Linked DNA regions of Homo sapiens: region 2 is linked to region 1. The links are chromatin contacts, found by Hi-C or POLR2A ChIA-PET in ENCODE. All regions are on one chromosome and are shown on one strand. The core of a region is the stretch at or near the end of the contact, and the rest is flanking DNA. Distances in the headings are between cores, read along the strand shown.

Evidence for each region. Hi-C counts contacts between places; a loop is a spot of excess contacts on that map. ChIA-PET counts read pairs that join two places held with the same protein, here RNA polymerase II (POLR2A). Pooled maps may share reads with other maps.
Region 2: a pooled map shows a loop between it and region 1 (2.6-fold over the local background). The contact joins the enhancer-like site here to the promoter of SRGN in region 1. A Hi-C loop is called at or near these places in 2 of 168 maps with a recorded cell type or tissue (K562 and endothelial cell of umbilical vein) and 4 of 50 pooled maps. POLR2A ChIA-PET finds 5 or more read pairs at or near these places in 4 of 52 experiments (WTC11, activated CD4-positive, alpha-beta T cell, activated naive CD4-positive, alpha-beta T cell and 1 more).

The regions. Positions count from the first base shown.
Region 1 is chr10:69,084,545-69,090,350 of GRCh38, reverse strand. It overlaps SRGN (serglycin), which reads right to left and starts at 2,248. Exons shown (of 3, transcript NM_002727.4): 1 at 2,115-2,248. The coding sequence starts at 2,193. RefSeq lists a silencer at 40-219 and enhancers at 918-2,117, 3,765-3,934.
Region 2 is chr10:69,201,580-69,207,385 of GRCh38, reverse strand. SUPV3L1 (Suv3 like RNA helicase) reads right to left here. Exons shown (of 15, transcript NM_003171.5): 12 at 4,867-4,947; 13 at 4,343-4,519. Among named protein-coding and RNA genes, the nearest start is that of HKDC1, 16 kb to the left of the region's middle. RefSeq lists a silencer at 3,110-3,209. Within about 2 kb of position 3,110, at least 4 of the 41 ENCODE cell types and tissues checked have a DNase peak (open chromatin) inside an H3K27ac peak, as active enhancers do.

The DNA of each region.
Region 1 (5,806 bases), core at 999-3,498:
TTTTGAATATGCTCAGTAAAAGCAAGCCAAAAGCCTAGTTGATTTCATCTGCCAAACCAACGGGCTAGATAAACACTTTTTATAAGACAGGAAGAATGTTGTCGAATCATATCTGGCATTGCGTGGAGGTGTGAGGAAATGGTGTCACGACTCTTCACATCACAGCCTTGTGCCGCAGTCACTCACATGTGCAGCCAGTGGGGGACATCTATTTCCCTGCATGCTCAGATGTGGGCACAAGCCCTTGAGCCCGATACTGAGAGCCTTTTTTCGGAAACACCCTAGTTTGTCAGTTTCTCCCTTGTCTCTTTCTATGGTTTCCTTTTCTAACAAAGAGCTAAACCTACGAGGTCATGACATAAATGCTAGTATTCTATACAATTTCATGATGAATTATTTTCTTTCCTTCTCTTTCTTTCTTTCCTTTCTTTCTCTCTCTCTCTCTTTCTTTCTTTCTGACAGAGTCTTGCACTGTCACCTAGGCTGTAGTACAGTGGTGCAATCTCAGCTCACTGCAACCTCCACCTCCCAGGTTCAAGCAATTCTCCTGCCTCAGCCTCCTGAGTAGCTGGGATGACAGGTGTGTGCCACCATGCCCGGCTAATTTTTTTGTATTTTTGGTAGAGACGGGATTTCACTATGTTGGCCAGGCTGGTCTCAAACTCCTGACCTCATGATCTGCCTACCTTGGCCTCTCAAAGTGCTGGGATTACAGGCGTGAGCCACCATGCCCGGCCTTCTTCATTTCTTTCTAATGAATATTATACAAGGAACGTTTTTGTTTTCATTCTAGTTTTCCTTAATGAATCTTAGTGGGAAATTCATGTTTCTGGGAAATTTTGACAACATAAAGACTTACATATCTCTGGTTGGGGTATGCCCAGCACCATCTGGCCATTCAAGACTGTACTAAAGTATGGGCCTCATTACTCTCGATCTTGTCAGACCACTTGGCTATTCGGGAATTATTTCATCAAGCTGAAGATATTCCCTAAAAGATCCCAGTGAAGCCTGTTCCCTACAATTGACAATGTTTTATATTTTAAAAATACATAAATTAATAACGTTCCAGAAACATTACTTGCTCTTTTTTCAGCATTAGCATAACTAGAAGAAAATGATTTTATAAATTTCCAACATAAAATGAATGTCTCTGCGATCATCTGTAAGATTTCATCTCCACCGGAAGTAAGATCATGACAACCAAAAGTCGCTTTGACGAAACAAATCTAGGACATGTGTGTCATTGTGACTCAACATTTCCCTTACCATTTGGCGGAACCTAGTGTTTTTCTACTATAGGTTCAGCCATCTCTCTATCAAGCCATGACCTCCGTCTTATTTAGACATGATTCCTTATTTGCCAAAGAATAACAAATTGTATTTTTCTTACAAGCCTATCATTTTCATTGTCTTAGTCATTACAGGTTTTAAGTTGTTTCAGTCTGACTAAACAACACTAAATGGTAGATAAACCTAGGAAGATATTTCCGAATATGATGCTTCTCTGAGCAAGAGCACAAATACCAAATTATTTGGCCTTCTCTTTAAAATCTGAGAGGTTTTACATGAACTATGTCTAACCATAATTGAGTTTTCAGTAAGAACCAAGTTTATCTTTAAAAAAAAAAAAAAGAAAAGAAAATACACACAGTCAGATTCACCCCAATTGGAATATAACGTCTCCCAGTGTTAAAATAACAATGACACCGTCACAGCGCACTAAAACTTGGGGCTGATGTAGACACTTAGGGGTAGGCAGACACCCCCCAACAGTCAAAGGTGCCATCTCCTCCATGCAACAGGCACAGGAGTCATTTTCTAGATTCCTTTTTTGAGCTTTTAAAATTTATAAACCTCACATTTTCATCCCAAAATAGCACATTTCAATCATTGTAAGAGTTTACAAGACTGCACACGCCACAGAGTTTAATTTTTCTTGGTACCAAACTTAACAGAACTCATATTAAAGGGTTCAGCGACCCCAAATCCTTCTTCTTTGCCTCCTTTCTCACAATATTATACATTCTATGCCTTAAAATGAATATAATGACTTGCATGGACCACAGGGCTTACAGAGAAGATGGCTGGGGAACAAGACTCCTGAGTCTTACCTTGAACTGAGGATTCCAGAACCAGGATGAGGGCAAGAGCCAGGACAAGCCGACTGCATTTGAGTAGCTTCTGCATCATGACCAACTTAGTCTAGCTCTCCCAGCTGCACGCCAACTTCTTGATTAGGAAATGTAGCAGGGTGCTCTCTGTCCCTTTTAGAAAATGTTCCAAAACCTCAAACCCTGCCCAGAACACACGTCACAATTTCCTGAACAAATAGAAAGACATCCACATCAAAACCCAGAAAGAAAGGGGGTGGGGGGAACACAGTAAAATAACTATTCATACCCATTATGAAACTGTACTGGACTCCCCCCAGGCCTGCTTTTTCAAAAGTTTTGTTGTTTGCCACTTGCCTGCAAGACATTTTTTTTTCCCACCGAAACAGTAGAATCAGCATTTGGGACAGTTTGTTTTTCCTTTCTTCAGGTAACAATCTAAACACTAGATTGCTAATATTAAGAATCTGCTGCATTTTTTATGAGATAAGGGATCTAGGTGCTGCCTTTTCGTCACCAAGCACTTTCAACATAAAACATTCTCTTCATTTTCTTTTTCACCGGGGAGTAACATACCTCACTGAGCCAAGCTCGTGAAGTGAAACTTCAAAGCTGAGCTCTAACCTTCAAGAATGAGTTGTCGGATTTCAGATGAACAGTTTCTTCTTCTTCTTTTTCTTCTTTTTTTTTTTTTTTTTTTTTTTTTTGAGATGGAGTCTCACTCTGTCACCCAGGCTGGAGAGCAGTGGCGCGATCTCAGCTCACTGCAACCTCCATCTCCAGGGTTCAAGCAATTCTCCTGCCTCAGCCTCCTGAGTAGCTGGGATTACAGGCGTACACCACTGCGCTGGACTAATTTTGTATTTTTAGTAGAGACGACGTGTCACCATGTTGGCCAGGCTGGCCTCAAACTCCCAACCTCAGGCCATCCGCCTGCCTCAGCCTCCCAAAGTGCTGGGATTACAGGCGTGAGCCACCGTGCCCAGCAAACAGTTTCTTCTTAAACTCAGTTTCTTGCATTGGATCATTGGCTCTCTCTCTATCTCAAGAACATAGGATTTTCAGTTACAAAGACTGTGGTAAAACAGAAAAACTATTTTGCATTCCCCTCTCCTTCACATTGAGCATTTCTTAAGATGGATTCCATTTCTATTTTTATCTGTTCTCCTAGTCAAAATTTTCAACTCGAGTTTTGGGTCCTCTGGCCTTGAATAAGCCAGAAATCAGGAACGAGGGAGAGGTTGTCCTCACAGTGAGCTGCTGGACCTCAGCAAACAACACAAACCTCTGCCTCATGTAAATAAAGGAACAGCATTTTCCCTGGGCATGGTGCAGATTTCTGGAGGACTAAGGCTCCATATTAAAGTTATACAATAAAGGCCAGGTGCTGTGGTCCACACCTGTAATCCCAGCACTTTGGGAGGCTGAGGTGGGTGGATCACAAGGTCAGGAGATCGAGACCATCCTGGCTAACACCGTGAAACCCCGTCTCCACTAAAAATACAAAAAATTAGCCGGGCGTGGTGGCGAGTGCCTGTAGTCCCAGCTACTCGGGAGGCTGGGGTAGGAGAATCGCTTGAACCCGGGAGGCAGAGGTTGCAGTGAGCCAAGATCGTGCCATTGCACTCCAGCCTGGGTGACAGAGAGAGACTCTATTTCAAAAAACTAAAAATAATAAAATAAAATAAAATAAAGTTATACAATAAATACAAGCCTATCATACATCCTTGCCCTTGTGGCATATACATTTTCCTTACTTCCTTTCAAGATTCAACCACTCTCCATTTCAACATGTCTATCCCTACCGCTCCCCCAGACGGCTTAATGCACGTGCCCCACTTTCCATTCTCATCCTCGCCCTTGCCTGGCCTTTGATAGGAGGGAGGAGTTTCCCTTCCCTTGTTTTAGGCTTCCTGCTGATTCCTTTACCATTTCCTGCTAAGGACAGAGTCTCACAGTCTAATAGCCGTGGTGCAAGAACACAAAGAGTGTACATTTTGGCCCTCCTCAGAAGCCCCTCACATCAGCCAGAAGTGTGTCCTCCAACTCAGGGGCGTCTCCAAGCACAGTAACCAACCCCAAAATGCACTGGCCCGGAAAGTTTTCCACTGAGAAATGTCGGTTTCTGTTTGAAATATCAGATGTCATCTTTGGTCCTTTTAAATCTAACTCCCAATTGAAAACCCTGGCACCAAAACAATAGTTCCTATCAATAGCTTCGATGAGTTTCCTGCAAATCCCCAGAGCTGATTAGGGCTGTGTTTTAAAATGGTAATTTTAGGGGCTTTTTCCATTTGGGAACTTCATTTTTTTTCTTTCTTTCTCTGGGTCATGGTGTTGTTGTTGTTTTTTACCTCTCTCTCTCTGTCGCCCAGGGTGTACCTCCACCTCCTGGGTTCAAGCAAACGCATTTGACTAATTTTTTTTCTTTCTTTCTTTTCTTTTCTTTTCTTTTCTTTTTTTTAGTACAGATGGGGTTTTTGTCATGTTGGCCAAGCTGCCCTCGAACTCCTGACCTCAAGTGATCCACCTGTCTCGGCCTCCCAAAGTGCTGGGATTACAGACGTAAGCCACAACGCCCAGCTCATGGTGACTTTTAAAGCACAGGTGCAGTATTCATAAGCATTTGCTCTTCTCCCACTACGCTGATAATCAAGTCTCTTTTTCTAAGAAGTCCTCCAGTCTCATTTAGCCCTCTTCAAGCTGTAGGGGAGCAGGACACATGCTGCAGCAGCTGGAAGTCCTGGGTCCAAGCCCATGCCCTTCACTTACCAGCTGAGCCACGCTGGGCCACTCACTTTTTATGCGTCCTTTGTTCCAGATGTAATGATGGTGTGGGAAGCCAATGACAGGATGTCCTCAAGAGCACATGGCACACGTGGTGAGGGAGGCATTGGCAACAGTCCTCAGGGCTGGGCATGATCTTACCAAAAGATTCCGCCATTAACCCAATAGGACCCACATCTTTCCCTAAAAGTCAATCTACGATATGCATGTTTTCCACAATTTTAAAAGACAAACCCTATACCAGACTTAATCCTTCTTTCACCAGGCAACCTGAGATGCACCTACTTTACTTCACATTCAGTTTATTTGCCCATAAAATGAGTATTCTTATTCCTTAACAGTCACCTGGAACATGACAGAAATCAGTTCCTGTTGTTTAATAAAGTGACGGGTCGCCGGCAGGGCAGGGTGGCTCACACCAGCACTTTGGGAGGCCAAGGTGGGCGGATCACTCACCTAAGGTCAGGAGTTTGAGACTAGCCTGGATAACATGGTGAAACCCTGTCTCTACTAAAAATACAAAAAAATTATCTGGACATGATGGCGGGCACCTCTAATACCAGCTACTCAGGAGGCTGAGGCAGGAGAATTGCTTGAACCTGGGAGGCAGAGGTTGCAGTGAGCAGAGATCATGCCATTGCACTCCAGCTTGGGTGACAGAGCAAGACTCCATCTCAAAAAAAGAAAAAAAAAATGATAAATTGAGGTTATGAGAAGAGATACAGAGGGCACCATGAAACTGCACAAAGGGGAAGCTCCAAGGCCTATTTCTTTCCTAAAGCTCCAGGTTAAAGATTCCGCCACCAGCAGCCTCTAGGACTTTTGCTTGGCTCTTCATTGAGAGGGTCTTGACTCTGAACTGGGCACTGCACCAAAAAAACAAAACAAACAAACAAACAAACAAA
Region 2 (5,806 bases), core at 1,861-4,360, 120 kb before region 1:
CGCCATGATCGTGCCACTGCACTCCAGCAGTGAGACCATTTGGAGAAAGAAAAAACAAAAAAAGATGATTTCCTTCTTTTTCTAAAACCAGGGTAATAATATGTGCAGCAGAAGTTCAAGGGCTACTCTGGGCACACTACCTATAGGGTATCCCTGCTCCACAAGGAGCAGTTAAAAAAAAAAAGAAGCTGTAGAAGGACTAACTTTCCAGGGCCTAAGTCTGTTAACTCTTATTTAGGAATATGTGATGTTCTAAAGCTATGGACAGACAGTACCTGAAGACTCCTATTTCTATCTCATATGTAATAGTCCTATAACCTCAAATACGAGCTTAAGTTTCTCTATCTTGTTAATGTCCTCCCTTATTTTTTATTTTTTTGAGACGGAGTCTCGCTCTGTTACCCAGGCTGGAGTGCAATGGCACGATCTTGGCTCACTGCAACCTCCGCCTCCTGGGTTCAAGTGATTCTCCTGCCTCAACCTCCTGAGTAGCTGGGATTACAGGCGCCCGCCACAACACCCAGCTAATTTTTGTATTTTTAGTGCAGACGGGGTTTCATCATGTTGGTCAGGCTGGTCTCAAACTCCCGACCTTGTGATCCACCCGCCTCGGCCTCCCAAAGTGCTGGGATTACAGGCGTGAGCCACCGCACCTGGCTGTCCTCCCTTATTATATAGAAACCCTCTGAGGTGGCCTGGTGCAAGGCTGGTCAGAAGTCAATCTTGGATCTGCCTCCTGCGAGCTGTGTGGCTTTGGCCAAGTCAACACTCTTTGCTTCAGCTTCCTCACTGGTAACGTGAGACATCACAGCCCTGTCTTGAACCACAAGACACTGCTGGGGAATGTGCTTTCAAAACCATGTTGCATCCCAGAATTAGGCAATATTATACATCACCTGTACTACAGAAGATAGACATACAACCACACAGTAAGACCCCTCAAGCAAGAGTTTAAATAAAATCTTCAGCTTCAAGATTCAAGCTGATTTCAAATGATTCATTTCCTGATTAGGGGAAATTATCTCTAAATGCTTAACCTAAGCAAGGTTAATACTTCAGAGAGGAAGAGCAGTTTTAGATCAATTGTAGTTAAATAATGCCACAATTTTGTTAAATTCAGTCTGGTCCACTCTGCTAAGTTTAATAAATGCCAAGTAGGATAGCCATAAAGGGTAGAAATGTGACCACACTACCTGCTAGGCAGGACAGGCCAAGCATGAGTTCTCAAGTTATCTTATAAAGGCAGTGGCTCTATTTTTTTTGGCCACAAACAACTAGTGGAAGCCCAATACATAAAAGAGCTAAGTAAGGAGCTATGCAGAGAGAGCAGGGAGAGATGCCCGCCCATCCATCCATCCATCCATCCATCCATCCAGCAGCTGGCCCTAAAGGAGCTCCATGGAGCACAGCTTCCAAATCACAGTCCTAAGGGGCATCCTAAGTCATTAATGTGATTGAGCTCTTTCATAGTTCAGTAATGACAAAGATCAGGAAAAAAGGAAAAGCCTCTAGATTTCATATTCTAATTTTTAAACAGAAAACACACGGAGCGGCCGGGTGTGGTGGCTCATGCCTGTAATCCCTGCACTTTGGGAGGCCAAGGCGGGTGGATCACTTGAGGTCAGGAGTTTGAGACCAGCCTGGCCAACATGGTGAAACCCCATCTCTACTAAAAATACAAAAAATTAGCCAGGCATGGTGGCGGGCACCTGTAATCCCAGCTACTCGGGAGGCTGAGACAGGAGAATCGCCTGAACCTGGGAGGCGGAGGTTGCAGTGAGCCAAGCTCATACCACTGCACTCCAGCTTGGGCAACAGAGTGAGACTTCATCTCAAAAAGAAAACACACCACGCATCATGGCGCACACCTGTAGTCCTAGCTACTCAGGAGGCTGAGGTGGAAGGATCGCCTGAGCCCAGGAGTTTGGGGTTACAGTGAGCTATGATTGTGCCACTGCACTGCAGCCTGGGCAACATAGTGAGACCTTATCTTAAGAAAACAAGCAACTGTTGACCTGCATGTTCCAGAGACTCCCTACACCTTAGTAAAGAGCTTCTATTCACTAGAATAGCTGTTTAAAGGATGGTGTGAATGGTGCCAAGGCCATGGGACTGAGTTCCACTCAGGTCAGTTTACAGCAGTTCAAGACTGTTCCATAAACTTCAACCTTATGCTAGCTAAGTTTTTCACAAATGCCAGCTCTAAGAAACATATTTTCTAGGTAAACATCTGGACATGGAAGATCTCTAACACATATTATTAAGAGAAAAAGAAAAGGCAAGTTGTGAGTAATTCATTAAGATAACGTTGATAGGGCTGGGCACAATGGCTCATGCCTGTAATCCTAGCACTTTGGGAGGCTGAGGCAGGTGGACTGCTTGAGCTCAGGAGTTCGTGACCAGCCTGGGGAACATGGCGAAACCCTGCCTCTACAAAATATACAAAAATTAGCCAGGCATGGCACATGCCTGTAATCCCAGATACTCAGGAGGCTGAGGCACGAGAATCGCTTGAACCCAGGAGGCAGAGGTTGCAGTGAGCTGAGATGACACAACTGTACTCCAGCCTCAGCGACAGAGTGAGACTCTGTCTCAAAAAAAAAAAAAAGATAATTTTTTATGGGGAAATGCACCCTCACAACAAATCTAGTGTTTCCACATGAACATGCACATAGGCAAACGCAATGAAAAACAGTCTGCAAAGATACACACAAACTTACACAAGTAGTTATTTCAGAGGACTAAGATTGGGGAGGGAGCCACATTTAAGCTATCTGTAATGTTCTCATTTTGTATAAAGAGAATGTATGTATTATTTATGTAATTTTTTTTTTAAAGGGCAGAGTCTTGCTATGTTGCTGGAGATGTTCTCGAACTCCTAGGCTTAAGCAATCCTTCCTGCCTCCCAAAGTGCTGGGATTACAGGCATGAGCCACAGCACTGGACTATTTATGTTATTTAAAAAATAAGTTTAGAGCTAGATTTGATTAGAATATAGCTCATATGTAGAATGCTCAGGCCTACAGAGGAAATGGCAGTGAACCTCAGTGAGTCAGGACAAGATTCAGAGAAGAGGAGGCCTTTGGGTTTAGTGGGGTGGGGAGAGCATGCAAAGCAGAGGAAATAGGGCGGGAGGTGAGAGAACATGTTATGTTTATAAGGTACATACAGTTCTGAACCGCTTCCCTCACTTACTGTTATAGTGTAACCACTTATGTAGATTTCTTCATTATAATCATAATTATCATTGCAATGTCTTCCTAATATCCAATCAAGTGGATATGCCATAATGTAGTTAACCTTTTCCCTCTTGTTGGACATTTGGATCCTTTCAAAAACATTTTTAATAATTAAAATATTAGGCTGGACTAGGTGGCTCATGCCTGTAATCCCAGCACTTTGGGAGGCTGAGGTGGGATGATCACTTGCCTCCAGGAGCTCGAGACCAGCCTGGGTAACATAGAGAGATCTGTCTCTACAAAAAATGCAAAAATTAGCTGGGCATGGTGGCACATGCCTGTAGTCCCAGCTACTTGGGAGGCTGAGGTGGCAGGATCACTTGAGCCAGGGAGGTTGAGGTTGCAGTGAGCTGTGATTGCACCATTGCACTCCAGCCTGGGCAACAGAGCAAGACCCTGCCTCAAATATAAAATAAATAAAATTAAATTAAATAAAAGTATTGTTATGATAAACCTTGGTAGAGTTTTGTTTTTTTTTTTTTTGAGACAGAGTCTCGCTCTGTCACCCAGGCTGGAGTGCAATGGTGCGATCTTGGCTCACTGCAACCTCTGCCTCCTTGGTTTAAGTGATTCTCCTGCCTCAGCCTCCCGAGTAGCTGGGATTACAGGTGCCCACCACCATGCCCGGATAATTTTTGTATTTTTAGTAGAGACAGGGTTTCACCAGCTTGGCCAGGCTGGTCTCGAATTCCTGACCTCAAGTGATCCACCCGCCTCGGCCTCCCAAAGTGCTGGGATTACAGGCGTGAGCCACTGCACCCGGCCTTGGTAGAGATTTATGGTTCTCCATAGTCCACTGTCCTTCCTGGCCCCCAGGAATCCTGTGCTTCTCAGAAGTCAGAGATTTGCATCCCTACCCAAATGAGTTAAAAGAGGCTAGAACCCTGGCATGGTGCTCATACAAGACAGTAACCCCTGGCTCAGTGCTTTACACTTAAGAAAACTGAACACTGTTGCTACTATTAACCCCTATTTAAGTTTTTACAAAGTCTCTCATATTACTGAATACTCTTGTAATTATTTTATTTTGAATAACAAAGTACTGTTTGGGGAACCTGCATCAACCAGAAGGAACTCAAAATAGCTTAAAGATAAAGGCTTACCTGTAACAGTGAAGAACACACAAAAGGCTGCTTCTTGTTGATAGGAGCTGTGCAGAAAACATACCTCACTCGCAGACTTAGTGGAATATGCTGGATCAACTCTGCAGAAAATTTAAAATCATCCATATTGCAGACAAAATACTGCCCATCAACTTGTGAAAAGTCTACAAAAATATCCTTGGGGAAAAAAAGACAGAAATTACTGGACTGCCTAAGTGAATTAAAATGAACAATGAATAACATACTCAAGTCTATAAAAGACAATCTCTTTAATCCAGAACAAACTTCCATAAAGGCTTGCTTTAATCACTCCCTCATATCCTTCCCCACCTGAAATACTGAGAGGAAATTCCTCAGGGCTAAAGTCCCAAAAGATTTTGAGAAAAAATTTTCACTTGTAAAATAAATTTTATAAATAGCAACTTCTCAAAGGCAGACTATCCATTCATGCTCATGAGGTTAACCAGTAATCACCTGACATATCAACATTTTTAGGGGAGATGTGAAAGGGAGTTTCCACTTACAATGAGATTGGACAGTGTTGCATCAGGGAGATGGTAGGCAAACATTTCAATCTGCTCAGCAGTTGGATGAAGACCAGCTGCCTTTTAGTAAAAGAAAAAACAATCATAAGCTGATTTTTTTTTTTTCAAAAAGGACAAATTTTCTTAAGTTATTGCACGATAAAGTCCCATTCAGGCTAAGCTCTCACCATATGAAGTAAATGCCAAGAATTTGAGTAAAAGAGAAAAAATATCATTTTACCATTTATTACCAATTAGAAAAGTTGATGATTTAGTAAAAATGACAGATTATGGCCACTGAGAAATTAGTCTTTTGCTTACATTTTAGTTATATTTCTAAAACCTATGATGATCTGGCAGTGTACAAAAAATGATTTTATGGGCTGGGTGTGGTGGCTCATGCCTGTAATCCCAGCACTTTGGGAGGCCAAGGTGGGCGGATCACGAGGTCAGGAGATTGAGACCATCCTGCCCAACATGGTGAAACCCCGTCTCTACTAAAAATGCAAAAATTAGCTGGGTGTGGTGCTGCGTGCCTGTAATCCCAGCTACTCGGGAGGCTGAGGCATGAGAATCACTTGAACCCAGCAGGCAGAGCTTGCAGTGAGCCGAGATCGCGCCACTGCACTCCAGCCTGGCGACAGAGCAAGACTCCGTCTAAAAAAAAAAAAAAGATTTTACGGCCAGGTGCAGTGGCTCATGCCTGTAATCCCAACACTTTGGGAGGCCAAGGTGGGAGGATTACTTGAGGACAGTAGTTCAAGATCAGCCTGGGCAACAAAAGGAGATTCCCATCTCTACAAAAAATTTTTAAAAAATCAGCCAAGCATGGTGGTGAGCACCTGAAGTCCCAGCTGCTCAAGAGGCTGAGGTGCAAGGCTCTCCTGAGCTCAGGAGATTGGGGTTACCGTGAGCCGTGATCATGCCACAGCACTGAAGC